2 separate regions of the Mus musculus genome follow, and region 2 is linked to region 1. A link is a loop called in an ENCODE intact Hi-C map of the cell type or tissue named here. Cell type or tissue: left cerebral cortex. All regions are shown on one strand. Links, peaks and the distances in the headings refer to the core of each region. The heading gives the core; the rest is flanking DNA.

Region 1 (16,857 bases), core at 4,545-9,544:
GGGTGAGACAAGAGATTCAAAGCCAGATATTAGTTAATAAATAATGATAATTGGCAAGATACATACTCCACTGTAGTTGGGATTTGAGTTGATTTAACCTTTATGTCCAGATATCTCCCAGCATGCTTTATTATCCCAAATAGTGTTACCAGTGCTAATATGAAACACCATGAGCAAAACAATTTGGAGAGGGAAGTGTTTATTTAGTTTATACTTCCATATCATAGTCCATCACTGAAGGAAGTCAGGAACTCAAACAGGAACAAGATGGCCCTGAAACTATAGCTCTGACTTTTCCTGTCCTTAGCAAACATGGCAACAAGGCATGTGTTTGTTACTTCTCAGAATGGAACAACATTCATTTACAAAAGCATATAGTGATGATGTTTTAGCAAAGAGACAAATGGTTAGATATATTTTTTTCCTGGCTGGTAAGGCCTGTCTTGGGCACACAGGGGGCTCCTAACTATTGAAAAATTTTGTGAACTCTATAATATATATTAAATGCATGTTATAATATATGTATCCAATGGATAAATTATTTATTCCTTATTTTTAATCTGGTTTCTTTTTTAAAATATACCCTTATCTTGGCTTCTGAGAAGTTAGTTGCTACTGGGTTTATTCTGATATCTCTACATGTTATACCTCAGTCTTCACTGTCAGTTCCCAATCCTCCATCAAGTAGTTGAATGTTAATCGTCTTTGAGATTCATACTTTAACTCCCTTCTTTTCTGAACCCATTATGTGATTTCATCCATATTCTAGATTTCAATAACAAAGCCTAACTTAAATTAATATGCCATCAATTTTAATAAGTACCATTATTTTACTGAACCTTAATAAATCAAAACTGATTTTTATATACTTGTACCATCTCAAATTGGATTACTCTTTTATATGCTAAATGTACTCCTCTTATTGTTCACAACTCAGAATTTCACTTGAAGTGGAAAATTCTGGTTTCTTTGGAAAGCAAGTTGTGTCAAATGATGTTTTGCAAAAGCAGATACGTGAAGGAAATGTGTGTTCAAGTGGACACAGGTAAAAGGATGCTTGCTAAAGCAAGCATGTGAAAGGATTCATGATGAAGGATTCTTTGCTAGTGGCATTCATGTATTGGTTTACCTTACACTGTCTTGTTGAGCACAATTTTTCATGACTCTATAGAGAGAAAGGCACACACACACACACACACACACACACACACACACACCAAACAAAAAACAAAAAACAAAAAACAAACAAACAAAGAAAAAACAAAAAACAAAAAACCTTTCTCATGAAGTTCCTGAGGCTTCTTGCCACTTTCTTGGACCTGGGTCAATTGGCAGAGTGATGTCAGTTGATACAGACGCACATGGAGTTTGCTAAGACAAAGTCAGTGCTGAGGGAAGACCCTTAGAGGACACATGATATTTGGAGGGAATAAAAATAGGACTCAAAAGACAGTGTTAGAGCACAGCTTACTTACATTGCTAGCTTTGTAGTGCTTCTTGGTTTCATGTCTTCAATAATCTCTGCTTTGTTGAGAGAGGCACGGCAAAAAAAATGTCTCCTGGTGTCTCTGGTGGCCCTCGACCCTCCCTATAACTTGTGCAGTTTCAGCTGAGGTCTAGCTGTTTCTGACAGGTCATGCCACCTCCGCTGATTTGTGTTTGCTGTCCTGATACTACTAAACTGGATTGCTGGTGTGTTTATGAAGTATTTGCAAGAGGATCTAGCTGCTGCTGCTTTTTTTCGGTGAACTGAACTGCTGATTTTCTGATAATACAGATGATATTTACTCAAAAGAACAATTTCTAAACAGGTCCCCTTCTCTTGTATCCTAATAACCTTTCCTTTTCTCTACCTCTGGTGGGTAGTAGGCTAAAAGGGAGGTTAAAGTGTTTATGAACCCATATTAAAAGTAGGCTTTGAAAAATATAAGCTTACAATCACTACTATGGAGTTTCTAGTTTAAGTTAGAAACCAGAAGCAAATCAAATCCCTTTTTTTCTGCCTTACCCCCCTTAATTCAATTTTGAGTAACTCCCTATGCCCCATTTTATGCACTATGAACTTGTGATAAAATAATTTATCAAAGTTGCTCAACTGTGTTTGCTGGTACTCCATTCACAATAGCTAAAAAATGGAAAAAAATTACATGTCCTTCAACTGATGAACACATACTGAAAATGGGCACTTATACATCATAGGATATAGCAAATAAAGCTGTAAAGAAAATTTCAGGTAAATGGATGGAAGCAGAAGTATTATGTTGGGTATATTTAGTGAGTTAACCTAGATACAGAAAGACAAATATCACATGTTGTCTTCATTCATGGTTCCAAGCTCCAAATATTCAGTTATGAGTATATAACCTTGAATAACTTCAAAAACCATGAAAATAAAAATGGAGTATGTGAGGGACACTAGAGAGGAAAATAGCAGGGCACGAGTGATATGAAAGGGAAAATGAGAAAAAATGAGGGAGATTTTAATCAAATGTCAATACAGAAGGAGTGGGTGGAAGTAGCATTAAGTATACTTGAAAACATCATGAAAAGTAATTGCATATAATACATATAAATGTATGTACACATACATACATATATAGTTAAATGAGATTATATCACTTGGGCTGGCAATTTTTCCCCAAAGAGTCAACGAATAGCTAACAAATGATGTGAGAAAGACCCTTTTGATTTTTTGGTCAAGGCAGCACAAGAGATTCCCCAAACCACATGGGCTATTTCTGTTGGTTGTGGTTACCTCCCAAAGGTTGAGCATAAGTTTATATTGCTGAAGACATCAAGCACTTTGGACCCAGAGATTGGAGGATCTGGACTCTATAGGATTTGAAAGCATCCTACTTAATGACCAACTTTTATGGTACTGCAACATAGTGTGCAAGCTTCCAAGGAAGAGAAAGAATAAATGGTCCTAATGAGCTGTGATGTCTACAAATCACAACAATAAACATCATGGTGATATATCCCCAAGGGTTTAATAGTGGTACTCTACACCCAGGTTTGTTGGTATCAACAGCTGTGTAATTGTACTTAAGTGCCATTCAACAGTTGCAAATCATTCCTGGTATTATGAATATAATCAACTAACCAAATCATGCCTGGTATTATAAATATAACCAACTACTCAGGGCTAGTGAAGACATGGATCTTGGATAAAAACATTTTACTGTCACTTTTCTAAACTAATTTCTAACTGCATTTTGAATACTTATTCTTATACCAAAAATATGTATAGTCCTTACACATATTCAAAGATACTTCTGTTTGTAAACTATGGAGACCAATACAGAAAAGAATTACACAAAATACAGGAAACAGCTGATCATATGGTACCCAGAGCCATTTGATACAGCTACAACACAACTCCTACATCTACATAAGGCTCAGGGAACATCTTTGACTAGATGGTAGAAAGAGTGTAAGATCAAGAGAGACAGGAAATTTGCTATGATATTGTGATTCCTAGAAATGATAGGGAAGCTTCACATATGATATATCAGTTATCTGGCTCCCCAAATAAGATTCAAAGAACTACAACACCAATAAGCATGCTAACATGAAAGGGGATATCTTATAGTTCTCCACCCCTGTACAAAGAACTATACGTTAACTAAAGGATGCTGAGAGCAAGAAAAAAATGTCTTTCTAGGGATAAATCCCTTAATTTATTATCCAATATAAATTGGGGCCCTGAAATCATATATATACAAGTAACAGCAAGTAGACTTAATAAGGTATATTTTTGAAATTTCTGATATACATACATATATATTATAATATATACATGTATATCACATACAACATAATATATTATAACACAAACATGGTATGTGGTGTGTATGTTTGTGTGTGTGTGTGTGCTTTAAAGACAGAGGGACTATAATTTGAGAGAGAGCAAAAGGGGGAATCATAAGAATGTTGTAAGGAGAAAAGAAAAGAGGAAATTTTAAGATTACAGATTCAATTTTTAAAAGGAATAAAACATTGAAAGGAGAAAATAATGTGTTAGTGCTAATTCAGTAATTATATCATTTATTTTTTATTAGTCATTTTATTCATTTACATTTCAAATTATATCCCCTTCTGCATCACCCACCTACAAACCTCCATCTCATCTCCCCTCTCTCCCATCCCCATTGCCTCAATGAGGGTGTTCCTCCACTCACTTACCCATTCCCACCTCACCACTCTAGCATTCCCCTATGCTGTGGCATCAAGCCTCCACAGGAAAATAGGCCTAGTCTCCCTTTGATGTCAGATTAGGCTATCCTCTGCTACTTATGTACCTGGAGCCATGTCTCCCTCCATGTATACTCTTTGGTTAGTGGTTTAGAGCCTGGGAGCTCTGGGTGGTCCAGTTAGTTGATATTGTTCTTCCTATATGGTTGCAATCCCCTACAGATCCTTCAGACCTTCCCCTAGCTATTCCACTGTGATCCCAGAGATGAGTCTGATGGTTGACTGTGAGTACCTGCATCTGTATTAGCCAGGTGATGATTAGTTTAGTTTTAGGAGAGCATGGTGGTACTTGTGAGATATATGATAGGCTGGTGGATGTAATAATCTGGAGTTACAGAAAGATGACTGGACTGTGGTCTTAAAGTGATTAGCCATTAGCTTCAGGCATTGGTTGAAGCTGAGTGAGGGGTGAGTCATCCAGAGACTCAATGTGACATAAGACTAAGAGAGGGCTAAGGATATAACTAGAACAACAATGCATATAAAGTAGACAATACAGCACAAAAGGAAAGGGTGAGGAAAAAGACAGAGATGCTAAAGAAATATAAAAGTGATATGGTATTTAGAGTTCAAGAGGCAACAGGGTGAAAAATAATGCATGGTTTAGGACAGACACATTCTGAGTAGCATTTATTGTTCTTGTCAATGAGAGTGACACTACTAAGATGCATAAAAAGAACACTAATGGGTAAATCAGAACTGAAAGATTTGAAACCCTGGCTAAAAATTTTTTTTCTAAGTTGGTTGACAAAGAAAGGAGATCAAGCTAAGAAATTGATGAGGGGGAAGCTTGCAAGAGATCAACATCAAGGAAAGCTTTACTTAATCATTTTGTAGGCTGGGCATGATGGTACATACATTTAATCCCAGGACTTAGGAGGCAAAGACAGGTGGAGCTCTGTACTTTTGAGGCCTGTCTGATCTACATAGTGAGTTCCAGGATAGCAAGGACTATGTAATGAGTCTCAAAAAGGGCATTTTGTACATTTTGATCCATTCCATAATAAGCCACCAAAGCAGACACTATTGCATATACCAGAATGATTTTGCTGAAAGGACCCTGATATAGCTGTCTCCTGTGAGGCTATGCTAGTGCCTGGCAAATACATACAAGGATGCTCACAGTCATCTATAGGATGGAACACAGGGCCCCCAGTGGAGAAGCTAGAGAAAGTACTCAAGGAGCTAAAGGGATCTGCAACCCTATAGGTGGAACAACAATATAAACTAACCAGTACCCCCAGAGCTCGTGTCTCTAGCTGCATATGTAGCAGAAGATGGCCTAGTCGGCCATCACTGGGAAGAGAGGCCCCTTGGTCTTGCAAACTGTATATGCCCCAGTACAGGGGAATGCCAGGGCGAAGAAGTGGGAGTGGGTGGGTTGGGGAGCAGGGTGGGGGGAGGATATAGGGGACTTTTGGGATAGCATTTGAAATGTAAATGAAGAAAATATCTAATAAAAATTTTAAAAAAGAAATTTTAGCTCTAAAAAAAAAGAGAATTCTCAGTATTTACAAAGCACATGGTAATGAAGTTTTCTTCCGTAAATATACTGGATTCTTCTAAGATATATTTTGCTTCTTGTAACACATGTTTAAGCTAAGACTGGGTACAGTACCATATGGGATATCATTTTTCAACTGTAAAATGAAATCCAGAATCAGAATTTGGGCTTAAATCATCAATATAAGGATTTTATAGCAGTCAATTATGGTAAGGGTTTTTTGTACTTTTTAAAAAAATTTCTAGTGTCTCATTTTGTCATTAACTTGACTGCATGATCTTGTTCAAGTAATTTAGTCTGTCTATCTCATATTCCTTTAAGTGCAAACACGTTTCATACAATTGTATTTAACATCAAAGGAGATAATGGATTTTGAGTCTTTATATCAGCATGATGTATTAAAATGTTGCCAAGGCTTACTGAACTCTTGGGGAAGCCTAGACTCATTTCCATCAGCTATTTCATTAATGCTGCTAGTAAGCCCATTTTATGGATGAGGCAGGTGTGTCAGAGACAAGCTGGGAACATTGCCTGGGATTTCAAGCTAGGAACAAGCCTAGTAAATATTACAAAGAGAGTTTGGCTCTAGAATTCTGAAAAGCAATTACAGTGTCCTATCAATGGCCCAGGGTTCTGTCTTCTAATGCAAGCACTTACCAAACAAATGCTTTGTGAAAATCTAATGAAAGGTAAAGACATTCCCTTCCCAAAAGTGCACAAATTTACATGTGTATGTGTTTATATACTGTTCTCTACACCACTGCCTAAAATCTTTGTAGTGTAGGTTATTCTGGAAACTCTGAAGAAAATAATAATAAAAGAAATAGCTCCAAAGATTAATTCCATCATTGAAAACTTGGAACACAGCCTTAAACTCTAATAAAGCAGTCCAGTTCTAGAAATTTCAGAGAAGCTGAGGCCCTCTTGTTACCCTCTATCTCCACCTGCTGGACTGCTGCTCTGTAATGACAACAGCTTTATTCTTAATGTTTACGGACATCTACTTGTCCAAAAACATGAGCTTATACTCTCCTGCGGGCTGCCAACCCAAACCAGAGGTTAAGGTCTTTGCCAATCCCCTCAATGCTGTTACTAGCAACCCTGTTATGTCTGTGGTGCAGGGTCCTTGCCACTTTAGCTTTGAATCCGAAACTGCGTCACAAGAATTTAGGAAAATAGACATAAGAATTCAGCAGAGGGCGCTGGAGTACACATTTCTCTGAGGTCCTAACCATATACTGTCAGACGTTGTGTTTTCTTCATATACAGTATATATTTCTGTAATATGCACTTCCTCAAGTTATTCATTTTACTATTAATTTTTGGGTGGATTTCAAAATCGTAAAATGGGGAGGGGCAAAAACAGAGCCCTTTGTGGCCCAGCTTAAGATATTTTCTTCTAATTCTAAGGTGTCATGCTCTTCTCTGTACTCTTTTCGATTACTTTCCAATTTAAAAACCTCAAGTTGTTATCAAAAACCTGACCATAAATCTAATCAAATTTTTGTCAGATATGAAGCATAGTCACAGTTTTATTTGTCATTTGACAGCCTTAAAGACCCCCTTGCCCATGTGAAACAAGTCAGATCATCTGTTTTACACTAATTGTTTGCACAGTCTGTTCTCTTCCTTAATGTGCTATATTCCTGCACTCTTCTAAGTAGCACACAACTCAGATAGCATGGCTCCTAGCACTAATCTAGAAGGGGTAAGATTTTAAACATTGTAACAAGCCAGGCAGTGGTGGCCCACGCCTTTAATTCTAGCATTTAGGAGGCAGAGCCAGGTGGATTTCTGAGTTCAAGGCCAGCGTGGTCTAGAGAGTGAGTTCTAGGACAGCCAGGGCTATACAGAGAAATCCTGTCTCCAAAAAACAAACAAACAAAACAAAACAAAACAAAAAAGTAACAACATTGTCAACTTTTGTTATTGATGATGTATTTGTTGTCTTTTCCCTCAGTATCTGCTATGCACTCAGAGAAAAGAAAACATGTTCAAATCTCCAGTTTCTGTAGTGCTACATGCCATTTTGTATGTACTCAGCAAATTTCTCTTATGATGTTAGAGATTGAGCCTATTGCCTTGCACATGCTCAACAAATAAATGCTCTTCCACTGAGATATTCCCACCAATTACAACTGCTTAGTTTGAGAAATACTCTCCAAGTTTCGTGGACTGATTTTGAGTTCTCTATTGCAGCCTAAGCAGGCCTTGAACTCACAATTCTCTTACTGCAACCTCCACAAAACTGGGAATACATGCATGTACCACCAGGGCTAGCATTGTTTCCTTTTCTATTTGTAGGTAATGTATAGGACAATCAAGACAATTCTTTTCTCAGAACCTTAATTAGAATAATGTTCCAGGCAAACGTGTTTGCTTTCTGTTTCTCAGCCTTTGCTCTTTTCTGTGTGCAAAACAGTCAAGTAAGAGATAAACAGAGTAAAAAAGAAACCTGGGGTAATAAGGACAGAATTAAAAGTTCCATTTAGAAGAAATGTTAAGTGGGTTTCTCTTAATCTCTTATGTAGCTATATAAACTCATGATCTTCCTGCTTCTACCTCCCACGTTCTGGGATCACACTTGCCAAACTTGTTTAAAGAATTCTCCTCCTGATTCTGCAGTAATACTACTAACCAGAAACAGTTGGGTTCATCCTGGGCGAAAGAAACTTTGTGTTCTAAGTATTTTCTGTGTACTAATGCATTTAACTATCACAGTTCTCTTTGAGTCAGTCATCTATTTACATTAAGAGACAATGAAGTAATCGACGGTTAAATAACTTGGTTAATAGCATAACTAGTTAAAATATCATACTTAGAACTAAATGTGGATAAACTGTGCCTTAAAATATATATTTCTGGGTTTTCTTGTCAATATCATGATACTATTTCATTTCTCTATTTTGTTTTGCAACGTTATAGTCTCCCTTTTTGAATTAGTTCTCTGGCAGTCTCAAATACATAAATCTTACACTTCTGTTTTTTTTCTTTTACAGTTTTAGCTTTTGTGAGACAAGTTATTATGTAGTCTAGGCTCTTGGACTCAATATGCAGCCAAAGTTGACCTTCATCTGCTGATCTTCCTGCCTGCACCTCCTAAGTACTAGGATTATAAGGATATACCATCATGCCCACTTTGAACAATGTTTTTGTTTGTTAGTTTGGGTTTTTTTTGTAACTTTGCTCTTTTTAATCAGCTTAGTTAGATAACATTTATTGGGCAGAGTGTATTTTAGAGACAGTCATTTCCATATTTACAAAATTTACTTTATTGCCTCCTTCCAGTATTCAGCCAATATATGTATGATTACATCTATTTTACTGGACTACAAGAACAATTTGAATTTAGTAAAACAACAACAAGAAACAGTGAATTCATGTAACTTCACTTCCATCCTATAGCTGGCAAAAGGAAAAGGTTGAATTAACAATAAAAAGTCTGATCCAGGAGCCATACACTTGTAGTTCATTTTCGTTTAATTTTGTTATTAACTTTCAGATTAATGCCTTCAGTTCTCCCATTGTAATACTTTCTAGCAGTGCGACTTTGGACAAGCGATTTCACCTTTCTGATCCTTAATTTTCTCACTTTTAAACATAGGCAGTCACACTGAGGCCAATACTAAGACTAAATGAGATTATTTCAGTCAAAAGCTTAAATTTTGATGTCAGGCAAACAGCATGCAAATGTAATTTATTGTTATTTTCTAAATAATATCAACCCTCTTGCCCTCTTATTTTTAAATAATATCAGCTCTCTTCCTAGATAAAGTTGGTAGGAAATCCATCTGCTTTCTTAGATAAAGAAATAAAGCAAAACAAAACAAATATATTTAAAAGCAGTCATTATTTTAAAAAAAAATCTGGAGCATTGTAGCCATCAATTGTTTCTTATGGCTGCTGTCTGACGCTTCTTGATCACCATTATCTTTCCAAATTGCCTATACCAAGATCATGCAATTCTTTGAGCTCACATTTATTTACGATGTTATACTGCCCCCTTCTGTGGACTATAAGTCATAAAATTACTATCAGTTGCCTGTTTCATACAAGGTTAATAAATGGTAGTGCTATTATTTGTTATGAAGTACAACTCTTATGTCTATAGGAATGACTTCCAATAATTACTGCAGTCATGAAGAACTCAGACAGAAGGAATGAGTGGTATTCAAGGATGCACAGACATTAGGTGACAGAACTGTGGATTTGAAAACACACCCCTATACTTTTAATTTTCAAAATTAAATTAAATTTGTATTTTTTCTTTTCATTTTTCTTTTCGTGGTTCAGAGTATGGCCCTTTATCATGACTATCACTTATTTTAATATGTCTTTCATATTGCTTTCCTTTATGCTAGAATATGGTTCCTTAATTTTATGTTGACTTCATTTTTTTTAAAGAACAATGTATTATACTTCTTGTTAGATTTTCGAAGGCTCTAAATAAAAGGAAGACAGCTATTCATTCTTTGTTGAATTGATTTCTAAAAAAGTTATTCTTTGGTAGAAATACTAAAATTAATGAAAATAAAAGTTCAGGGGAGAAAAATCATGGAACCTAATGTACAACCCCAGATAAAACATATCTCACTTTCAGTTGGTTGAATGCCTAACATGTAGCAAGCCCAACATGCAATTCCCAGGACTGCATAAACATGGAATGTTAGTGTATATAGTTAACCTCAGAACTGGGGAGGCAGAGGTAATATGACCCAAAATTTAAGAGGCTACACAGTGAATTTGGAGACACAGTGAGTTTGAAGATACCGTGAGCTACAGCAAACATGCCCTATTTTTTTTTTAAATAACATCTCATAACACTTGATGCTTAGGAAAGTCAACATGATGGCCAAGATTGACATCAATAAAACCTCCAACTCCAGATGTCATGCATTCACCATGGAACCTGGGGTTTGGTTCTAATGGGCCCAGATTTCAGTTTGAGATTGAGGGATCAGATTCAGAGATCTAAGAATTTCACTACATGAGTATACTTTCAGCCCCAGTGGTTCCAGAGTTCACAGAGACCAGGGTTTTACCTCCAGAAAGCTCAGAGTTACTCATCAGAGATAGTCAGTGACCCTGAATAAACTGACAAGGCTCCAGAAGTCTCCAAAGTGAATGTGGGTCTGAGGGTTTGGGAACCGAATTCCCAGTGGTCCCTGAAGAATCATATTCCAGTAGTCCCATTGTTCACTGAGGGCCTGAGACTTTAACTCTACTGACCCACAAAATCACTGAGACTTCCAGAGGTCACAGCATTACTGATGACCTGACTACAGCCACCAGCAAGCTCAGACATTAGAAATACCAGTAGTACCTAGATTTCATTTCCCAAGAGATTCAGGATGCAAGTATGATCCAGGGATTTTACGGGATCTGGTATTCTTGGTGATGAATGTACAGCTCTGCCAGGAAGGATAAAAATGGGACTGAAGTAAGGATGAAAAAGTCAGAGAGGATAAAAAATAACTGCATATTCATAAAGGTGATAATTAATAGATATATATATAGAGAGCAACCAAACACATTGTATAAAATATTGTCGTTTATAAAATAAACACTATTGTACATAGTAGTAGATCAGAGAGATCTTGATACAAAAATGTGTGACTTCAATATACTTATATATAATATATATATATATATATATATATATATATATATATATATTATCCTACCTAAAAATAAACTATAGAATTATCCTAGCCTATAGGTAAAAGTATGTAGCAAAATATTTCCTAGCAGATGTAAAGCACACATTCTTCACAAAAGCTTATAGCACCTTTTCTAAAATAGAAAAATTCTCTGCCACTAAGCAAGTTTTAACAAATATAAAAGAAATGAATAATTTATTGTGTCTTGTCAGATCATTATATACTAAAAATAAACAGGAATAACATATTGGGTTATAAGAACTGCAAAATACACTGAGACTAAATAGGGTATACATGATAACCATTAGTTTATTAGTATTAGTATAGTTAAATGAAAATATAAATACAACTTATGAGGACTTTCAGAACACTTGAACCTTGGCATATCAGTAAGGGAATTCCAACAGGAACTTTTATAGCTATAAATGTTGACATTAAAAAGCTCATAAATATATTAATTAGTTACTTTTCTATCACTCTGATAAAACACTAAGACTAAGGCAATTTATGAGTGGAAAGGTTTATTTAGGCTTATGGAACAGAGGAATAAGATTTCTTTATGGTGAAAAAGAGGCAGAAATAGTAGTAGAGAAGCAAATTGAGAGCTCACATCTTTAACTGTCAAGAGGAAGCAGAGAAAACTCAAAATGATAACTCTCAAATTCACTTTTCTCTTACATAGTTCGTCTAATAAAGCCATGGTTTCAATACTCCCACACAGTGTGTTCAACTGAGGACCAAATATTTAAATGATTGAGATTATCAATGACATTTTCATTCAAATCACCACATTGTGCTTCATGGCCCCCAAGGTCTCATGGGTGGAGTTATCATAAAACAAAGTTTTCATAGTATTTTATCATCTCAACTTTTTCTGAAAGTCCAACGTCTCTTCTGAGATTCAAGTCAATCTCCTAACTGTAATTTTCCAGTAAAACACAACAAGAAAACTGCACATTTCCAACATATAATGGCACACAATATACATTACCATTCCAAAATAGAATTGGGGCATAGTGAGTAAATACTGAGTCAAAACAAGACTAAAACACAAAAGGGAAAACACCAAATTCTCTAGCTCTGTCAAAGAGCTTTCATGGCTGTATCTTTACATCTTTGCTGCCTAAAATATTTATGTATTCTTATGCTTTCTCTACTCTCTGTATTCAGCTCACAATGTGTCTTAGTTAGGGTTTTGCTGCTGAGTACAGAAACCATAACCAAGACAAAAGGACAGCATTTAATTGAGGATGGCTTATAGGTTCAGAGTATCAGTTCATTTTCATTAAGGCAGGAACATAGCAGCATCCAGGCAGGCATGGTGCAGGAGGAGCTGAGAGTTCTACATCTTCATGTGAAGGCTGCTAGCAGAATACAGACTTCCAGGTAGCTAGAACTAGGGAGTAAAAACCTATGCCAACTGTGACACACCTACTCCAGCAAGGCCACACCTCCTAATAGTGCTACTTTCTAGGCCAAGCATATTTAAACCATGACAATATGATAGATCTCTCACATCTCTGGCATCTTCAACATTCTGAGGTATTGAATATAACCCAGGTATATATGATAACCATTAGTTTATTAGTATTAGTATAGTTAAATGAAAATATAAATACTACTTATAAGGACTTTCAGAACCCTTGAACCTTGGCATATCAGTAAGGGAATTCCTGTACATTCCAACAGGAACTTTTATAGTTATAAGTGTTGACATTGAAAAGCTAAGAAATATATTAATTAGTTACTTTTCTATCACTCTCATAGCTATCACTTTCATAGCTTTACAAAGCTTCTGTTTAGAGTGTCTTGCTTTCTCAGGATCTTCATGCAGGAACTCCCCTGCCACCCACTGTTACAACAACTCTCTAAAAACATGTAAGATGACTCCATGACACCTTTACTCTCACATATTTCATGACTCTAAGGTTAGCACCAAAGGAGGACACTGTCAAGTTTGGATGGCAGCTTTGGATAGATTTCGTACCATTGGAACCACATCTGAATCAACTTTTGTTTGTTGTTTTGTTTTTGGAGCAGAAAAGTCCTTAGGCCTTTTCCTTTCATAAATTGAAAGTTTAGCTGGATGGGGTCTGGCCTTGAAGGCATGCTTCCCTTTATTCCAATACAGATCTGGCCTCTCCTGATGGGTGTTAATTCTCCATAACAGCTGCAGCCTCTCTTTCAGGACAAACCTTGGCTGTAACAATAAGCTTTTTTTGTGTCATTTTTCTCTTCAAACTGTACATTTAAATGTTTTTCTGCCACATTTACTATGCTTCAGTGTAGACTAGTATAGCATGGCTACTAATAGCCACACAGCAGAGTCAATATTAAGCTGGTTTGAAAACTCAACCAAAGAAATTAGTCCATTGCATTAAAATTTAGCTCCAGGCACGTTCTTCATACGTGGGCAGAAGGCAGCCACATTTTATTTGCCAAAACATCACAGGGACAGTTTCTAGCCCAGATGTTCATAGTTCTCTCAGAAACATCTTGATCTGGGCCTCCACAGGGCTTATTTTTATATGTGCATGGGTGTAGGACCATCTAGTAGAACATGTGTAGCATCTATGTCCCCAAAGAAAAGTGACTTTCCTTCCTCCAGCAGCCATAAATTGCCAATAACTCTTCATCTGAGGAAAGGAAATTTACTGAACCTTTCTTCCAACCATACTGAGATTTTTAGCTTGCTCTATTTCACTCAGTCCTTGTATATGCAGTCACAGCTGCTCAGTCTATACAGGCAATGACACTTACATCCAACAAATATTATTTCAATGCAGACATACAATGGTTCTGGCTCTTAGAATCCTTCTGTGATGATCCCCGAGCCTTGTAGCAAGGAAATTGTGTGTTTTTTCCTGATGAGGTTAAAAGACACATTAACCTATATAAAGATAAGAACCTAGAAGGCAGTTGATTACGATGTACATCTAGGAGATTGATACATTTTCCCCTAAAGCCTATGGCATGGCCACCACAGGTTCTTGGCACAGTATCAGGCATGAGTTCTCGTTGTGGAGTGGGCTTTATTTCCAAACAGAAAGTTGTTGTTTACTTTCAGAGCATCTAAGGTATAATTTGCTACAGTGAAAATATCTTGTGAGTCAGGATTCACAGGTAGGTAAGAGTCATTATTTATTTGTTCCCTGGTAAAATGCATTAAAGCTTCCCACACTATGAATGCTACCTAGCCAGAAGTAACTTTTAATATAGACTTACATTTTCTAAACCAACTTTATTTAGCATTCTTGAATGCTTCAACCTCCCTTCTAACTCACAGACTAGAGGTTAGAGAAAAGGAAGGTTAACTGAAAAATGGTTTTGTGGACCTGATTAGAATTAGTTATTTGAGGTGATTTCACTCTTTGTCGTCAGGATACCAGCAGTCCAGCCCAGCAGTACTCACCAAATACACATCAGTAGCAGTGGCTCGATCTAGCAGAAAGCTCAAGGCTCTGCCACATCTGCACAAGTCAGCAGAAGCAGCCAGAATTAGTCAGAATACCAAGAGAAGTACTTTGGTATGCTTCTCCCTACGAAGTGAAGTCCAGAGAAGGCCAGGGAAACACTGCACAGCTTCACATTGCAAGAGCACTCTTACTGTTTGTGAGGTGCTATTTATTTGCTATTTAAACATAACTTGCTCTCTCAAGTGTCTGCTTCAGAAAAAAGAATCCTCTCACAAGACAGCTTCCAGGAAAACATCGCACAACACAACTGAATTTCCAAAGAAACCAGTAATTTTCAGTTCCTTTCAAGGCCAATACCAATGTGACTTCTCTATGTCTATGACTAAACTATGTAGTGTTTTCAGAAATAGGGTCTTGATATCAACTTTTTGAGAGTAGCCAAGATCAATGGAAAAAGCCTGTAATGTTTGCAGGCATCAATGCAATACCACTGATAAAGAACTCAAATTTAAGTAATCCATATTTGACACTGGGCTTTTTATTTTATATCTTATGGTAGATGGAAGAGTCTTTGTCTTGCATTTTGTTGTAATGCCATTTAAGAGCCGTTTATTTGTGTATATGTATATGTTTAGAAAACATTTTCAGTAGTAGATTTTTTATGGCATCTTCAAAGATTCTTACTGTTAGCTATCCTGTATATTCCCTTTTCACTCTGTCCTCCCATTTCCCATCCCACTAAACCCTTCAGCTTTATTATTTTCTTTTCCCTCATCATAGCTCCTGTATTCCATTGTATTCTCTTAAAATTTCTCCAATGACTCCTTATTAGTTTACTGTATTTTATAGGTACTTCCATTTAAACACACATATCTGAATATTAAGAACTACCTAGCAGCAGGGTGTGGTGGCACACGCCTTTAATGCAGCACTCAGGAGGCAGAGGGAGGCAGATTTCTAAGTTCGAGGCCAGCCTGGTCTACAGAGTGAGTTCCAGGACAACCAGGGCTACACAGAGAAACCCTGTCTTGTAAAACAAACAAAAAACCAAAACAACAACAACAACAACAAGAACTACCTAGCATGTACACATGAGGGAAAAGCTGTGGCATTTGTCTTTCTGGGTCTGGGATTCTTCACTCGGAATGATCAGTTTTCATTCTATCAGTTTATCTACAATTTTCCCTAATTCATTTTTCTTTACAGCTGAATGTGTATTTGTACCATATTTCTATTATTTATTTATCAGTTGATAGACATCTACGGTGTTTCCTAATTCCTGGCTACTCTGAATAAAACACATAAACATTGTTGAGAAAGTATCTCTTTAATAACACATAGGGTCATTTGAGCATATCCCCTGGTGTAGCATAGCTACATCATACAGAGAATCATACAGAGTATCATTTTCTAGCTTTTTGAGAACCTTCTTGTTGGCATCAGCACTTTTACTCTCATCAGCATTGGGCAGACATTACCTTTTCTCACTATCCATGTTAGCATTTGCTGTTATTTTTCTTTAACTTAGACATTTTAGCTTGGGGAAAATCAAATCTCAAAGTAGTTTTAATTTGTGTTTCTTTGATGGCTAAATAATTTCTCAGTTCTCTGTATTTCTTCTTTTGAGAACTTGCTGATTAGTTGCATGCTCCTCCTCCAGTTTTTTTTTTTTTTTTTTAATATTGAGGACAATTTTACTAGAGTTTAAGAGAGAAACACCCCAGGGCAGACAAGCTGTAAATCTCAGCAGCTGGCCAGAGGAAAATAATGGAGAAGAGACTCATGCTGTTTGAGTCAATCCCAAACAGAGGTCAGCCACATGGTGGCAGACAGCCACATGGCAGGCAAGGGAGATTTAGAAAAAGATTAGGGAAGCCCAAAGTACCAGACAAAGCATGCTTAGAACAGAGATCAAACGCAAACCGAGGAAATATGCTTTTCTGATTTATTCAGAAACGTGGGCAGACTTATGAAGCTGAATTTCTACTTCACAAACTGCAGTTTTTAAATGAATAATTGCTTT
Region 2 (16,857 bases), core at 5,619-10,618, 1.3 Mb after region 1:
TATCCAGCTATACACGACTGGTTTAATATCTGAAAATTCAATAATATCATAAAGCATACTCATAAAACAAATGACAAAACCATAATACCACCTATCCACTTGACATAATTCAATGTTGGTTTATAACAAAAAATACTAACAAACATAAGTTAGAAGAGAACTTTCTCACATAATAAATGACATGAGAAGGAAGAAATGTTTTCTAAGGGTGAAGAAAAGATAAAGATGCCCAGTCTTTTGTATTTTAATTGTCCATTGTTTTATTTTCTTTTATAAAACATTTATTTTATGCATGTATACACATGTTTATAGGTGTATAGTGTCTGCACTCATGTGTCAAAGGCCAAAGAAGGTATCATTGTTTATCACTGTACATGGATTCCTTTGAAGAAAATTTCTCCCTGACCCTGACCTCACATCATCTCAACTAGGTTGGAATCCCGTAAGGTGATCCTCCTGTCTCTGTCTTTACTTAGTGCTGAGGTTACAATCATTTGTAAAGATATCCAGCTTATCATGGATACTGGGATCTAAACTCCATTCCGTTGGTTTGTGTGATAAGCACTCTTGATCACTGAGCTATCTCCCTAGCCCTTAAGTTTTCTTTCCTAATGAAATGGTTCCATGTATAGATAATCCTAAAAAAACTCTTCTTACACAAATCATCAGACCTAATGAGTTTAATAATATATACATATATATATATGTATATATATATATATGAATATTGGTTTACTTTGGAATATTTGAATTATTTTACAGACATGCCACCTTAATACAAGGAAGAGAACTAGATGTGATCACACACCACTAGAAATGATCACCAAGATCTTAGTGTGTGATTTTGCTGTCCAGGGAAAGAGAGACTGAGGTTATCTGTAGCAATGCATATGATTATAGGAGCTTGTACTAGATGATTCTGTGTGATCAGATAAAACCAGAAATAATGAAACAAGATCTAAAGAAAAAATAAGGCATAACCAGGCTAGTGCCTGGTAAATACAGAAGTGGATGCTCACAGTCATCTATTGGATGGAACACAGGGCCCCCAATGGAGGAGCTAGAGAAAGTACCCAAGGAGCTGAAGGGGTCTGCAACCCTATAGGTGGAACAACAGTATGAACTAACCAGTACCCCCGAAGCTCGTGTCTCTAGCTGCATATGTAGCAGAAGATGGCCTAGTCAGCCATCAGTGGGAAAAGAGACCCTTGGTCTTGCAAACTTTATATGCCTTAGTACAGGGGAAAGCCAGGGCCAAGAAGTGGGAGTGGGTGGGTAGGTGAGCAGGGCGGGGTGGGGGCGGTACAGGGAACTTTTGGGTTAGCATTTGAAATGTAAGTAAAGAAAATATCTAATAAAAAAGAAAATATATAAAAATAAGGGGGATGTAGAAAAAAGTAAAATTTGAAATGTATGTCAGTGGGCAATAAATTCATCACACATCCACCAAAACTGGAGTGATTCACAAGGTCAATACAGAAAACTCAATTGTTAGGAGGTTTATATTCAGACATAGAGTATTTGGCTAACATGTATAACACCCAGTGTTAGATGTTTAACACTGAACAAACTCAATTGCATTTCCATATATGACTAATGAATAATATCAAAAAGAATGCAGAACTTCATGCACTATAAAATAAAAAGATATTTCAGAGTAAGACTTTTTGTATACAGAAAACTTTGTAAAAGGAAATTAAATGGGTTCTTCTTTCATTTGAAAGGGTCAAAATGGCAATTTTCCCCAATATTAATTTGCATATCCAATACAATTCCCATAAAAATTCTAACAGGCTGTTTTATAGCAATTGACAAGAACATTAAGTTAAAAAGAAATGCTAAACACCTGCAATAGTAAAAACAATTTTGCAAAGCTAGAAAGAAAACTGAAAGGACTTTCATTTCCTGATTTCTAAACCTGTTTATGTAAAGACAAATATATAAATCAGAGAATGGACCTGAGAGGCTAGAAAAAATTCTTATATTCATAACTAATTAAGTTTTCCCAAAGGTAAAATTCAGTAGAGAAAGTAAATCTGATACTATTATGCTACTGAGACAATTTGATCACTTAAATTTCCTTAAAAGTCTTCAAGCTAAGTGGTGGTAGCAAATTCATACAATCCTGGCCCTGGGGAGTCTGAGGCAGCAAGACTGGGAGTTTCAGAACAGGGTTACATGGGAAAAATTCTGTCCCCAGAAAAAGAGACAAACAAAGCAAACACCTGGGTGCTATAACTCAGTAATTGCCTAGCATCCTGTACAAATCCCTGGATTCAATACTCAGCACTGGGGGCGGGGGGGAACCTGGACCTTCCAATACACACGCCATATATAAGAATTATCTAGCGACAAATCAAACAAATAAAGAAATTAAGTTAAGTGGTATTTTTTTCTTTACAAACATATCCAGAGCAGTCTGGCTTCTTGATTGCAAGGTGAGCCAGGAAGTGTGTGAAACACCACCTTGCATGAAGAGAGGGTGCCAGTGCATACAAAGGCCATCCAGAAACTGTCCCACCTGGGGATCCATCTCATATACAGTCACCAAACCCAGACACTACTGTTGATGCCAACAAGAGCTTGCTGACAGGAGCCTGATATAGCTGTCTCTGAGAGGCCCTTCCAGTGCCTGACAAAGAAGTAGATGCTCTCAGTCATCCATTGGATGGAACACAGGGTCCCCAATGAAGCAGCTTGAGAAAGTACCCAAGGAGCTGAAGGGGTCTGCAGCCCTATAGGAAGGACAACAGTATCAACCAACCAGACCCCTGCAGAGCTCCCAGGTACTAAATCACCAACCAAAGAGTACACATGGCTCCAGTCACATATATAGCAGAGGATGGCCTTGTCAGGCATCAATAGGAGGAAAAGGCCTTGGTCCTATGAAGGCTCAATGCCTCAATATAGGGGAATGCCAGGGCAAGGAGGCAGGAGTGGATGGGTGGGGGGAACACCCTCAAAGAAGCAGGGGTGAGGGGAGGGGATAGAGGGTTTCTGGAGGAGGAACTGGGCAAGATTTTGATGAAGGGACCCTGGTATAGCTATCTCGTATGAGGCTATGCCAGTGCCTGGCAAATACAGAAGTGGATGCCCACAGTCATCTATTGGTTGGAACACATGGCGCCCAATGGAGGAGCTAGAGAAAGTACCCAATGAGCTAATGGGGTCTGCAACCCTATAGGTAGAACAACAATATGAAGTAACTAGTACCCCCCAGAGCTTGTGTCTCTAGCTGTGTATGTAGCAGAAGATGGCCTAGTCGGCCATCACTGGGAAGAGAGGCCCCTTGGTACTTTCAGGATAGCATTTGAAATTTGAAATGTATATAAAGAAAATATCTAATTAAAATATATTTGAAATGTAAATAAAGAAAATATCCAATAAAAGAACAACAAAAAAAGGAAGGAACAGAGAGGTGAAAGGCTCTGGAGATTCATTGTTCAAGAGAAAACTCTCAAGCAATAATGTGTAAATCTCATCAGTATTGTCAATGCAAACTCAAGTCACTAAGACAGGGAGGGTGGAGGGTGGTAGGTAGTGGTGGTGAAGAATATACTATTGGCACTTTACTAGGCTAGCATAATCCATAATGGTAATTAAAATACTTTCCTTACACCCATAGATAAATAAAGCTCTCATTTCTCATCAAAGGAGCTTCTTTTTGCAGCAGTGAACACTTACAAAAATGCCATGACTGGCCAAATTTCACAGATCAACTTGTGATATGGTGTTCAGTACCACTGACCACAACTACAACATCACTACTGTACCTAAGGCTCAGGTAACATAGCAGAAAAGGGAATGGAAAGATTATAAATGTCAGAGGAATAGGGAATCTTCTGTGTGACTATATGTCCTTGAAATGACAGGGAAGCTATATCCATGCTATCTCAACAACACAGGTGCCTAAACAGGACCTGAGCGGTGACAACACCTAGCCATGCTATCATGGAAGTGGGAAATCTCTCAAGGTTCAAAGTTCTTAGGAGACAAAGAACTGCAGGTAAATAGTGATGGCTGAAACACAGAGAATTAGCCTTTCCAAGGAATGAATCTCATACTTAGCCAATGCCAAGTGGTCAGCCCTGAAATCATATGAATACAATCAAGACTACACACACACACACACACACACACACACACACACACACACACACACACATATTCAAAGAAAGAAAAAAGAGGTCATGAATTTGAGAGCTGAGGGCATGAGATGGGTTTGAAGGGAAGAAAGTAAAGGAGAAAATGATGAAATATTTTAATTAAAAGCTTATTTAAAAAAGAATACAAAAGTGCAACAACAGATTGGGGAATATGATAAAAAATAATTCTTATCAGATCAATGAAAAAAAAAAGTGATCAAAATATATGGGGTAGTCACTAGAAAGTCCCAGACTCTAGGGAAGTGAGAGGCTCCCAGGAGCCAATGGCAATGACTTTAGCTGAAATATCCAACAAAAGGGAGATACAACTTATAGAGACCACCTCCAGTAGATAGGCATGACCCCCAATTGAGGAATGGGGCCACCCACCAATCTCAAAAATATTAATCCAGAATTATTCCTGCCTAAAGGAAAAGCAGGGAAAAATAGTGGAACAGAGCTGAAGTAAAGGCCATCCAGAGACTGCCCCACCTGGGGATCCATCCCATCTGTAGACATCAAATCCACATACTATTGCTGATGCCTAGAAGCACTTGCTGACAGCCTGGTATGGCTGTTCCCTGAGAGGTTCTACCAGCACCTGACTAAGACAGATGCAGATACTCACAGCCAATCAGTGGACTGGGCCCAGGGACCCTAATGGAAGAGCTAGGCAAAGGACTGAAGGAGCTGAAGGGAATTGCAATCCCATAGGAAAAAAAAATTATCAACTAACTGGACCACCCAGAGATTCCAGGGACTAAACCACCAACCAAAGAGTATAGCCAGAACTTCATATATAGCAAAGGATGGCCTTATCTAACATCAATGGGAGGGGAGGGAGGCTTGATGCTCCAGCATAGGGGGATGCTAGAGCAGTGAAGAGGTAAATGGGTGGAGGAGCACCCTCTTAGAAGCAAAGGGGAGGGGGGAGAGGGGGAATGGGATGGGCATTTGGTTTGTAGAGGGGTAACCAGGAAGGGGGAATATAATTTGAAATGTAAACGAATAAAATGATTAATAAAAATTTTAAAAAGAAAAGAAAAAGAAATATGATCAGACATTCATCAAATAAGTTACACAAATGGCTAAAGAACACATGGACAACGTTCAGCACTATCAGTCATAAAGGCAATTAAAGCCATGGTGGACTAACACTCTCTACTCTTGTAAATTCTTATAAATATATGACAGACAATAGTGAATGCTGGTGAAGATGTGGAGAAACAAGGACCCTAAGGCAGCACTGGTAGAAACAGATATCAGTGCAGTTACTTTAGAACATAGTTTTGTGTCTCCTCAAGAAGTTAAAACATCAATTAACTATTCAACCTAGTAATTTCACCCTCAGGTATCTATCCAATAAAAATAAAGATATACGCCCACACCATGACTAAGACACAAATATTTATTCGAAATAGTGCCAAACTGGAAATAGTTCAAATGATCATGGGGGGGGGGGTGGGACAGAATAACATCGTGCAGCAACCTAGACCAGAGAATTCTATTCAGCAATAGATAGGGAAGAACCAAAGAAGCATGAGTTTATCACCACTATCTTAGAAAATAGCATGCCAAATGAAAGAAGCCATATATAAGATCAATTTTTATGAATATTTCAAAAAGGTAAACATACTATCAAAAAGTAAGTAGAACACTGGAGGTAGATATTAATGGAGTTGTGAAAATTTTCTATAACAGGATTATAGAATGTGTGAATTGTTCAGTAATGTTAATGAAAAACTTTCAATTGTACAGTTCATATCAGTAGTGTCCTGACCTGTAAAAAATAACTCAAAAAAAAAAAAGATTGCTTCTAAACCTAAACACATGAACCAGCAATTCTACTTCTAAGTGAATTGGCAAACAGATATCCATGCACATGTTCACCTAAAGACATTTTCACTTAGCCAGACACACTTAGGTGGCACAGGCCTTTAATCCCAGCACTCAGGGGGCAGAGGCAGGCAAATCTCGAGTTTGAGGCCAGCCTGGTCTACAGTGTGAGTTCTAGGATAGCCAGGGCTACACAGAGAAACCCTGTCTCAAAACCAAAAGACATGTTTAATTAATGATGTGTACTAGAACATTCATAGCAATGGTATTTTTTAATAGTCTCATAACTTTAAAACGAAGTCAGATAACTTTGTTGACTCAGATTCCATTTTAACCTTCTTATTCTTGAAGCAGGGCTTAGTACTTCACCTTCAACATAACTTCCAGTTCTCCATGTCTGCTAAGCTTCTCAGTGTGGTGGTCCAACAATCTATATTCCTACAGCATAACAGGCATGACCTATGCCCCCGCACTGTGTCAGCCTTCCTTCCACACTGAAACCACATTAAATTTGCACCTGGTTGCTTTAAACCCATCATTTGAAATTCTCTATGGAAATCCTGCCTGGGCTATTTCCCTGGACTCAAATGAAGACCTCATCCTATAGGCCAATCTAACTTTTATCTGAAGTTTAAGCATATTGCCCCTAAAATCAATGAGACTGCCCACCAGTACCCACTTTATCTTAGGATTGTTTTCTTATTTCATGGTTTGTATTCTGATGCTTCTTCTGTCTCACCAGAATGACACACACACACACATACTTAACTTTAATCCACTTAAGGCTCCCTTAGACAGTGGCTATGCTGGCAGGAATGAACTGGACGGACAAGAGCCATGGGTCATGTGCCAGTACAAATGAGTTTCCTGAGGCTGAGACATCTGATCATAGGTCAGACAACTAGCTATTAGACTCTCTTCCTGGATAAAGAGGCAAGGCTTACGATCATTATGTGTAAGATTTTTCAATTGTAAAACTGTAGTTTTGGGGCACAAGTTTTATATTGTAAACTTAATAAATATGGTTTCTAAATACGTCTTTAAAAGTCTATTCTGAGTCACACAGCATTGTTTTGGAAAGCTAGGAATAATCTGAGCACACAGTGTTTACAATGTATTTAATTGGAAAAATAAGTTGTAGAGTAACTAAAAAAAGAAATGTGACTCCTTAACCAAAACAGGATTCTTTCCCTATTTAAACATCTAAATAGAAAAACAACAACAAATCACTGTTACGTTATGTTCAACATCCAGGCAAAGCAAAGAAAGTTTACTTCATTAGAGCAATTTGTTGAACTTTGCCTGAACCCTGTGTCCCAAGGAAACATTCACAATGATTGGGAGATCCCCTTTGCCTTTGTGTTCTGAAAAACAAATAATTTCAAAGAATCACCCCACCCTTCCATATAGGAGACATGTCCAACCTTCTTCATGACTCATATAAACCTCACAATGACTCCCTTGATTGTGTGCCTCTATAAAACCTCAAATTTACTTCTTCTTGAGAAATTCCTCAACAATGAAAATTTCCCCTGCCACAACAGAGGAACAAAAGTATCCTTTTAATTATCCAGTGCATCTTGTCTTTAACAAAGCTAGAAGAATCAAAACAGTATAGGCATGTAGAACAATATAATAGAGCAGAGCTCAAAAGAAACTCTCACAAGTATGCTGAAATGATTTTTAACAAGGTTATCAGGATCATTTAACAGGGGTGGGAAAAGGCAGTATTTTAACAAATGATACCATCTACAAACAAAAGAATAAAGCTGGACCTACCCAATACACTGTCTACAAAAATGAACTCAAAATGGATTAGTCTATGACAGACACACATATAACTACTGGAAAGAAAAAGAAAAAAAAAAAACTTGGGAGGCAAAGGCAGGAAGAGAACTGGGTGCTCAAAGCCAGCATTTAGATATGCAATTTTAAAACCACAACAAAATACTGTCTCATATCCTTTAGCTCAGTGGCTTGCAGCCTGTAGGAAGCAATCCTTTCACAGGGATCACCTAAAGACTATCAGAAAACAGGTATTTACATTAGGATTCATAACCAGTGAAATTAGTTATGCAGTAGCAACAAAAGTGAACACCACATAGTAGCTTACAATTATCTATAACTCCAGTTCTTGGGGCTCCACCACCCTCTTCTGGCCTCCTCAAGCACTGCATACATAGTCAACATACATGAAAAATAAAGAAACTCCTAAAGGAAATAAAGCAGAGGTGCTAGAGAAAATTGTCTATGGTTTCTCAAAAAAGAAAAAAAACACACAAACTAAAAATAGAATTACCACAGGATTCAGCAATTCCATATCTGTTTAAATACTCAAAGAAATAAAAGTAGAATCTTAAAGGGATGGATATTTATACATCTATTTTTATAATCACTATTGTTCATAACAGCTTAAACGTTGAAGCAATTCAACTGTTGAGAGATAAACAATCATAATGTGGCACATATTCCCATAGACAGTGAAATATTATTCAACATTAAAAATGGCTACAATTTTAGATACACAATACAATATAAGTGACTCTTTGCAAGATTATAACAAGTAAAACAGGTATTAAATGTTCCACACATGTGAGGTCTCCTGACTCTTGGGAAGTCAAATTCACAGACAGAAAGTAGACTGGCACTTTTCAGGAGTGACTGGAAAGTAAAAATGGAAGGTTGTTCCTTAATTGTGCAGATTTGTGGTTGTACAAGATGGAAAAAGCTCTAGATATTAGCTGCACAATAATGTGGACACATTTAACATTGCTGATTTTATTACATATGTTTTACCACAATTCAAAGTAAAAAGTAACATTTTTTAAAAAGTAGATACCCCTCAGTGGTGGCTTGAGTAATTCTATGGGAAATTTTAATATGCAGGCACACTATAGATGATCTTGTCTGTTGCCCAAAAAATAGATTTATATTTTCTTCAGAGATGCTATGCTAATTGTTTGGTAACCTACACATTATTTTTTTCCTATCTCAAATTAAAATAAAATGAAAGGGGTACTAAGTTTCAAGGGCATGCATAGTTGATAAGCTGGCTGGATTGCTTACTTAATAAATGAACATGTTAGATACTTCTGGATTTGAGACACCATAGAAAATTAGTGAGATTAAAACTACGTTCAAATAAAAAGTTTGAAAGGCATCTCAGGATGAAAAATAAGCACTAGAGAATAAAAACTGAAACTAAAGGATGGATATTTATACATCTATTTTTATAATCACCATTGTTCATAACAACTAAAATGTTGAAGCAACTCAACTATCAAGAGATGAATAAACACTCAGAATGTGGCACATATTCCCACATACAGTGAAATATTATTCAACATTAAAAAGGGCTACAATTTACTGTCTTGAATAGTATGAATTTATGGTTTAATTCTCTGCATTAACTTGAATTACTATTCCAGGAAATTCCTGCCAGTACGTGGAAGTTGCAAACAGATTCATTTCAGAAACTTCCTGGAAATCCATTTATCTGAACAACAAGCTATCAAGTAGCTCTCATCTGGACTCATAAACAGAGACTTCTTAGAACAGTGTCAAAACGAGCGTGTCGAATGCCTATTTACTTGTCAAAGTTTCCTTCAAAGCCCTTAAAGAACTAAGTCACAAGCTATGATATAATATTAATATAAAAATCAGATCATTAACTTTATCCAATTTTAAGCATTCAGATCCCATCAAAGACCTGCTGAAACCAGATTCCAAAAACATCATAAATATACACTGCAACCTTTGATTCCCCTTTCTTTTTTTAAAGCTTTTTTTAATTAGATATTTTCTTTATTTACATTTCAAATGTTATCCCCTTTCCTAGTTTCCCCTATGAAAATCCCCTATCCTCTCCCCCTCCCCCTGCTCCCCAACCCACCCACTCCTGCTTCCTGGCCCAGGCATTCCCCTATACTGATTCCCCTTTCTAAGGGGTTACAGGGACAGTGTTGTCATGGTAGTGGCTTTACTCTGTGCTCTAAATAACAAACCTGGATTCATTTGATTAGCAGTCTATTTTAGTAGGTTTAGGGATCATCAAGTTATCAGGATGCAAATCTAATTCATAAAACACCTCTGGGGCTTCACATCGATATTATCCTAAATAGCAAAATCTTTGCCCAGGAGGACTACAGTCCTGTAGAACCTGGCACCAGATTGATAGCCAGATAAAACTTCGACTGACCAGTTAAGTTGAATTTCATGAAAACAGTAGCTTTCGGCACGTATATGTAAGATTAGAATTTTAATTGAAATGAGAGACTTGTATTTTGACTTGCAAAATTTGGCAATGGTCCTCAACCATTATATTATATTATATTATATTATATTATATTATATTATATTATATGGAACACAACTCCACTTTCAGAATCTCAATTCTGAGAACAATCCTATGGAGTTCACAAAATCCCCTGTCTAGAACTTGAATCAGAAGCCTAATGCCTGGAGTCTTTAAAGAATGTAATTCATCCAGGCAGAATGTAATTCACCTGTCAAAGTGAGTAACCGGAAGGATCTTACAGACAGCAGTATACATAAGGTTAATAGGTGCACCATGGGCATTATAATGAAGAACAGACAGGACTACACTAGCAAGTACTGTTTGATAAAATCTTAGGACTAACTTGGAAGGTTAGTATTTGTTTCCTTCTGTAGGGTGGCACATTCCTACAGTCAGGAGCACCACCACACATACAACAACAAATGCACACTGAGCTGGTCTTAGCCTAAGGACTGGAGAATCATGGGGTAACCTAAGGCAAGAGATAACAATGGAAAGAGGCATCTATGGGGGAAAAAGAAAGCTGTGAATAGGGGAATTTTTGCTTCATCTTCTGTTTATAAAGAACTTCTAAAGATCATTCAAGTAATTTGATGGCAACAGTTTCTGACTCAAATTTAGAATTTTCTAAATATTTCAGAGAGTAGTGGAGGGTATAATTGTCCACAGACATTCCAGTACATTAAAATCCTGCACACCACAAATAGGAGTGTATATGTGATTTGCAAACAAGATTAAGAGATGCTGCCTTTCCTTGAAAGACAGAAGAGGGGCTGGTGAGATGGCTCAGCAGATAAGAGCACTCACTGCTTTTCCAAAGGTCCTAAGTTCAAATCCCAGAAACCACATGGTGGTTCACAACTACCCATAATGAGACATGATGCCTTCTTCTGGTGTGTCTGAAGACAGCTATAGCATACTTATTTATAATAATAAATAAATCCTTAAAAAAAAGAAAGACAGACAGTAGAAACACCCTTTCCATGGTGAAACAGTACAGATAAACCACAAAATATTTATATTACACTAGGACATTCACAATAATAGAAAGAGAGAAAAGTACGGAATTATTAGTGAAAAAGGAGTGCCTAACTGTGTTGTTTTAAATGAGGTTGTAAGGGTAACTATGGAGATAATTCAGTGGATAGTGCCCTTGCTATGCAAACATGAGAGCATGAGTTTGGATCTTCAACACTGATATAAAAAGGTGGGCATGGCAGCATGTGTCTGATAACTCAGCACTGGACATTGCAGGAGGTACAAGCACATCCTTGGAATCTCTAGCCAGTCAATTTAGCTAACATACTGACCTCCAGGTCCCCTGTGAGACCCTGCCTCAATTATAATGGGAAGGGAGAAACAACTGATAAGAGCACTTGTAATTCTTGCAGAGGAGCTGGGTTCAATCCTCAGCAGCCGAATCAGGAAGCTCAAAACTGTAACTCCAGATCCAGGTATCAGACACCTCATTTGGACTCCACAAGTACGCACATGTGTATAGTATGCACACATAGGGCTCAGGTACACATATACATAAAATAACTATATCTTAAGTAAATAAGGTAGAGAGGAAGATTCTGAGGTCAGTTTCTGGCCTCTAAGAGCACTTGCACAGGCAAGAAGACTAGCATACACACACACACACACACACACACACACACACTTATACACACCACACACACATGAAAAGTGAGCTTTCACTTCAGAAGCTACTGTGCTAATAAAGAATCAAATATGCCATCCCAAATGGGAAGGAAGCACTGTGCAACTGAAAACGATTATGACAAGCAAGGAAACTGGCAAGGGGGGGGGGTGTCTCAGTGACAGAGCACTTGTCTAGCAAATGTAAGATCATGGGTTCAAAACCCAGTATCGCAGGAAAAAAAAAAAAACAAGAAAACAAAGACAAATAAACAGCAGCAGATGCTGCAGCAAGGCCATACACCCTCACTGCATTTATAAAAGCAGGACATAGATTTACAGATAAAAGGAATCCCACATCCACTCTACCAAAGAAAACAAAGGGTTAACCACTGCCTGGCCACAGCTTAGAACTGGTCAGCCAGAACAGGGTGCCAGAGGAATGAACAAGCTCCACTAACAGGCCTTGGTTAGGTAGCTGCTTTTTCACAAGCTGTTGCCCTTAATCTCAAAGTCCTTTCTTTCTGCCTTGTCATTTTTCTGTAAATTGTTGAAGATGTTGCATAGGCTCTAACTCAAAACAAACAAACAAACCCTCTGTGACAACTACTCATTTCCTAGATACGGAGAAAAGTATTTTCCTTCCCTGGCAATATCAAAAGGGAACTTTAGTAATTAGCAGAATACCCAAGCAGACAGATATAGAGGAATAACAAAACTGTCTTGACTGCATAGATGAATGACATAGCTTTTCTTGATCTAAGGTGCCAATTGCTCCACTAAAGGGATACTATAGCTTGAAATAAATAATAAGAAAAAAAACATAAATCTGAATGAGAGTTGGAAAAAGAATGAACTCTAAACTAAGCAGAAAAGAATAGTTTATGCTCAAGGAGAGCCACATGGATCTAGCAAGCAAATGAACAATACCATTGGAAGAAAGACAGGGGATTGAGAAGATGGAATAAGAGATGCTGTGATGGTTTGTATATGCTCAGCCCAGGGATTGGCACTATTTAGAGGTGTGGCCTTGTTGAAGGAAGTGTGTTACTGTAGGGGTTGGCTTTGAGACCCTCCTCCTAGCTATCTGAGGACAGTCTTCTCCTAGTGGCATTCAGATGAAGATGTAAGAACTCTGTGCTTTTTCTGCACCATGCCTGCCTGGATTCAGCCATGCTTCCCCTTAATTATAATGGGCTGAACCTCTGAACATGTAAGCCAGCCCCAATTAAATGTTATTCTTTATAAGAGTTGTCTTGGTCATGGTGTCTGTTCACAGCAGTGAAACCCTAAGATAAAGGTTGGTAGCAGGGATGGGGGTATTGCTGCTATAGGACTGACCATGTTTCAGTTTGGAAGAATGAAGACTTTGGGACTTTGGGTTTGGGAAGCTATGGAATGTTTTAAGTGGAGTTTAATGAGCCATCCTAGTAGGAATTTGGAAGATCACAGTGCTGAGGGTGATTTGAATTGTGTAGGTCTGCTGGCCCAAGAGGTTTCAATGGAGAAAAATGTTAGTATGTAGTCTAGAGACTGTTGTGTGATATTTTGGTGAAGAATGTGGTTGCTTTTTTGCCCTTGTCTGAAGAGTCTACATGAGGCTAAGGAATAGAGATTAATGTTAATTCCATTGACAAAGGAAGTCTCAAAAAAGCCCAGGAGAGACTATGTTCTCTGGTTTAGTCTTATGAGGAGTGCTTTAATGAAAAGGAGCTAGCTGAGAAAGGAAAAATATAAAATGTATAGTTCAAGTAATAAAGGGACAACAGGAAGTGAAATGGAGCTGAATTCTATGTTCAAAGAGATAGCAGATTAAGGGAATAGTGATCTCAGGGCAAGTTCCTACACAGCTAAACATAGGTCCAAACATGGTAGTACACATCTTTAATCCCAGGAGAGAGGCAAGCAGATAACTAGGTTCAAGGACAGCTGGTTTTAGAACAAGTTACAATTAGAGAAATTACTAAGTCCAGGCATGGTGGTACATGCCTTTAATCCTAGCATTCAGGAGACAGGGCCATGCATATATAACTTCAAAGCCAATTTACATAGTAAGTTCCACCACAGCCAAGCTTAGGCAGTGAGGGAGTTGGAAAACAAAAAGCTGGTAGTAGAATAGAGCAGAGGGCATGTTCCAGCCCCAGCAAGCAGCGGAACTCTGCAGCTTCAGCCATGTGGCTTTGGCTATAGAGTCAAGAATAGAAGGGTCTACTGGAAAACTGATGCTGGTTAGCTGGAGCTAAGAAATGAGTGGCAATGAAGAAGAGATCACTGAGGTGACATCTTCTGGGAAGTGTTTTCTAAGAGCAAACAAAAAAGCTATGCTCTAGAGATAGCTAAGGGTGTACCTTGTGCTGCAGCTGGACTTAGTGATGAGTAAGAATCACCCAGGTGGTACTGGTATTGAAGGCAAGAAGAGGTCATGTAGAGCAGCTGAGGCTTGGCACTATGAGAGGCCAGGGAAGGCCACTGATGAAGATGCAGCTCCAGTTGCAATTGGTGGCCCAGGACTGAAGTGGTCATGCAAAGAAGTTGAGGCTTAGCACCATGAAGAGAGCCTATGAGAGACTACTGGTTAAGCCTAGTTGTAGACCCCAATATATTGGAAATGCCAGTACCATGGGATGGTTGTGGGGAGCGGGTGTGGCGGCAGTCCCAAAGGCGCCAGGGACTGCAGCTAAGTCATATGACTTGCACCTGACTTCCTCATATAAGACACAAACATTTTGAGTGCTGCGCAGGTGTACCAGGATACAGGTGAATCCAATTTGGTGGAGATTTGCCCCTGCTGCCCTGATTAGCTGAAGCTGCGTGCCTGGTGAGGTGGCGTGGCCTGCTGTGCGTGGATGGGAACTGAGAGTATAAAAGAGTGAGAGGCCCAGGGTTCGAGGGAGATATAAAAACAAGGGAGATATAAAAACAAGGGAGATATAAAAACAAGGGAGATATAAACAAGGGAGATATAAAAACAAGGGAGAGATATAAACAGGGGAGATATAAACAGGGGAGATATAAACAAGGGAGATATATGGAGAAAGAAGAAACAGGACTGAATAAATGTGTGCAGAAGGATCCTGTAGCAGCGTCGTTCTTCCTGGCCAGTTGGGCGCGCGCAAGAGATGGTCACCAAGAATAGCAGCAACAATGGAGTGGAGCAAACTAGAGCCTAGAATCCTATAGAAGGCAGAGCTGGGGATGTGACCCAAGTTCTCTGAGGAGGTCAGAAGATCATGTGTGGATCCCAGACACTGGAACAAGAAGCTGTAACATTGAAATTGCCTTGGAGCCCCCAAGATGTTTGAGAATCTAGAGCCATGGGATATCTGATGAGGAAAGCTGCTAACAGGGAGTAGAACCAGCCCAAGAGAAAGAACTGTGTTTCAGCAAGGGTGAAAGGAGTTGGAGATCTGAAGACCCCTTTGACATCAGACATGGAGATGCAGAGTTTGGAGTTTGCCCAGCTGTTTTCCTGTCTTGTTTTGGGGATTACAGTTAAGTGTCTGGATGAATCTTAGAAGAGACTTTGAATTTTGGACTTTTAACATTGTTGAGATTGCTATTGCCTATGGGGACTTTGGAAGTTGGGCTAAATGTATTTTTTCTTATGCTATGGCTAAGTATGGCCCCCATAGACTCATGTGTTTGAACAAGATTATGTGGGCCAGGGAGTGGAATGTAGTGGTTTGAACATGCTTGGTACAGGAAGTGGCACTATTAGGAGGTGTGGCCTTGTTGGAGAGTGTCACTGTGGGGGTGGACTTTGAGACCCTCCTCCTAGCTGCCTGAGGACAATGTTCCCTTAGCAGCATTCAGATAAAGATGTAGAACTCACAGCGTCTCCTGAACCATTGCCTGCCTGGATGCGGCCATGCTCCCTCTTTAATGATAACAGACTGAATCTCTGAACCTGTAAGCCTGTAAGCCAGCCCCAATAAAATGTTGACTTTATAAGAGTTGCCTTAGTCATGGTGTCTGTTCACAGCAGTGAAACCCTAAGACAGATGCTCTCCAGGAGAAGGATGGAGCATCTTGGTTCTAATCCTGTGGATTAAATGAAGAATCCTTTCTGACTAAGATTTAGGTATCATTCAGAGGTTTTGCTTCTTATATTTTAATACTAGTGGTTTGTCATTTATAATCTATTTCCAAGACTTAATTGCATGTCATTTCAGATATGAGTAATAGTAATACTGTTTGCAGGGGTTCCCAGTAACTACAGGTTGTGATAATATGTGGCAGATAATTTGTACACAAGTGTCAGTCATAGTCATGTAATAGATGGTTCTTGTTTTAGAGGGGAAAAAAACTTCTGCTAGAAGAGACACATATACAAAAATAATGTTAATATGATAGGTACAAGAAGCAACGTGTTCAGAGAAGCTATGAGCATAGCTCAGTGTTAGCTGAGTGCTAACTTGTCTAGCATTTAGCCTGACTTAAGTCTGATTTGTAACATCACAAACAACAGATTCAAAATCTATTGATATTTTATACATGGTTAAGACATAGATTAATTCATTCTAATTCTTAATGCTAATCAAATGTGTTTTCACTCATCTGTAATCCCAGTACTCAATAGGCTGAAGCAAGAAGATGGCAGGTTTGAGATTACCTCGGGCTAAGTAGTGAGTTCAGAGTCAGTTTGGGCTATATAGTGGGTTCAAGGTCAGTCTGTACTACACAGCCACACCCTGTTTAGAAAAAAAATTAAAGAAACTATATGGATAAGTCTATCACTTGTGAGCTTCATGCTTCCTTCCAATCTGAATCTGTTCTCTTTATAATATTCCACAGTTTTTCTAAATATAACCTCCTATGTAATACAAGATTCTGAATGGACATATTGACTGATTACCCCATTAAACCAACTGAGAATTGTACTCATACTTCAGTGGGACTGAGAATTTTTAATGAATGAATTTATTTTGTTGATATGCC

What was found. Hi-C counts contacts between places; a loop is a spot of excess contacts. Peaks named below come from ENCODE experiments on the same cell type or tissue, not always from the same donor. Only the 100,000 strongest peaks of a DNase experiment are listed, where the experiment ranks them.
Region 2: a loop joins it to region 1, with 8 times the contacts of the local background. A loop is called at or near these places in 4 of 42 quality-filtered maps.

What each region holds. Positions count from the first base shown.
Region 1 is chrX:97,424,759-97,441,615 of GRCm38, forward strand. No RefSeq gene overlaps it. Among named protein-coding and RNA genes, the nearest start is that of Eda2r, 56 kb to the left of the region's middle. In left cerebral cortex, for the core only: a CTCF peak has its summit at 6,835; DNase peaks (open chromatin) are centred at 6,876 and 8,342; H3K4me3 peaks cover 373 bases; H3K27ac peaks cover 236 bases.
Region 2 is chrX:98,674,664-98,691,520 of GRCm38, forward strand. The region is part of intron 15 of Ophn1 (oligophrenin 1); the gene reads right to left. Among named protein-coding and RNA genes, the nearest start is that of Gm26000, 130 kb to the right of the region's middle. In left cerebral cortex, for the core only: a CTCF peak has its summit at 8,139 (motif pointing left); a DNase peak (open chromatin) is centred at 8,121.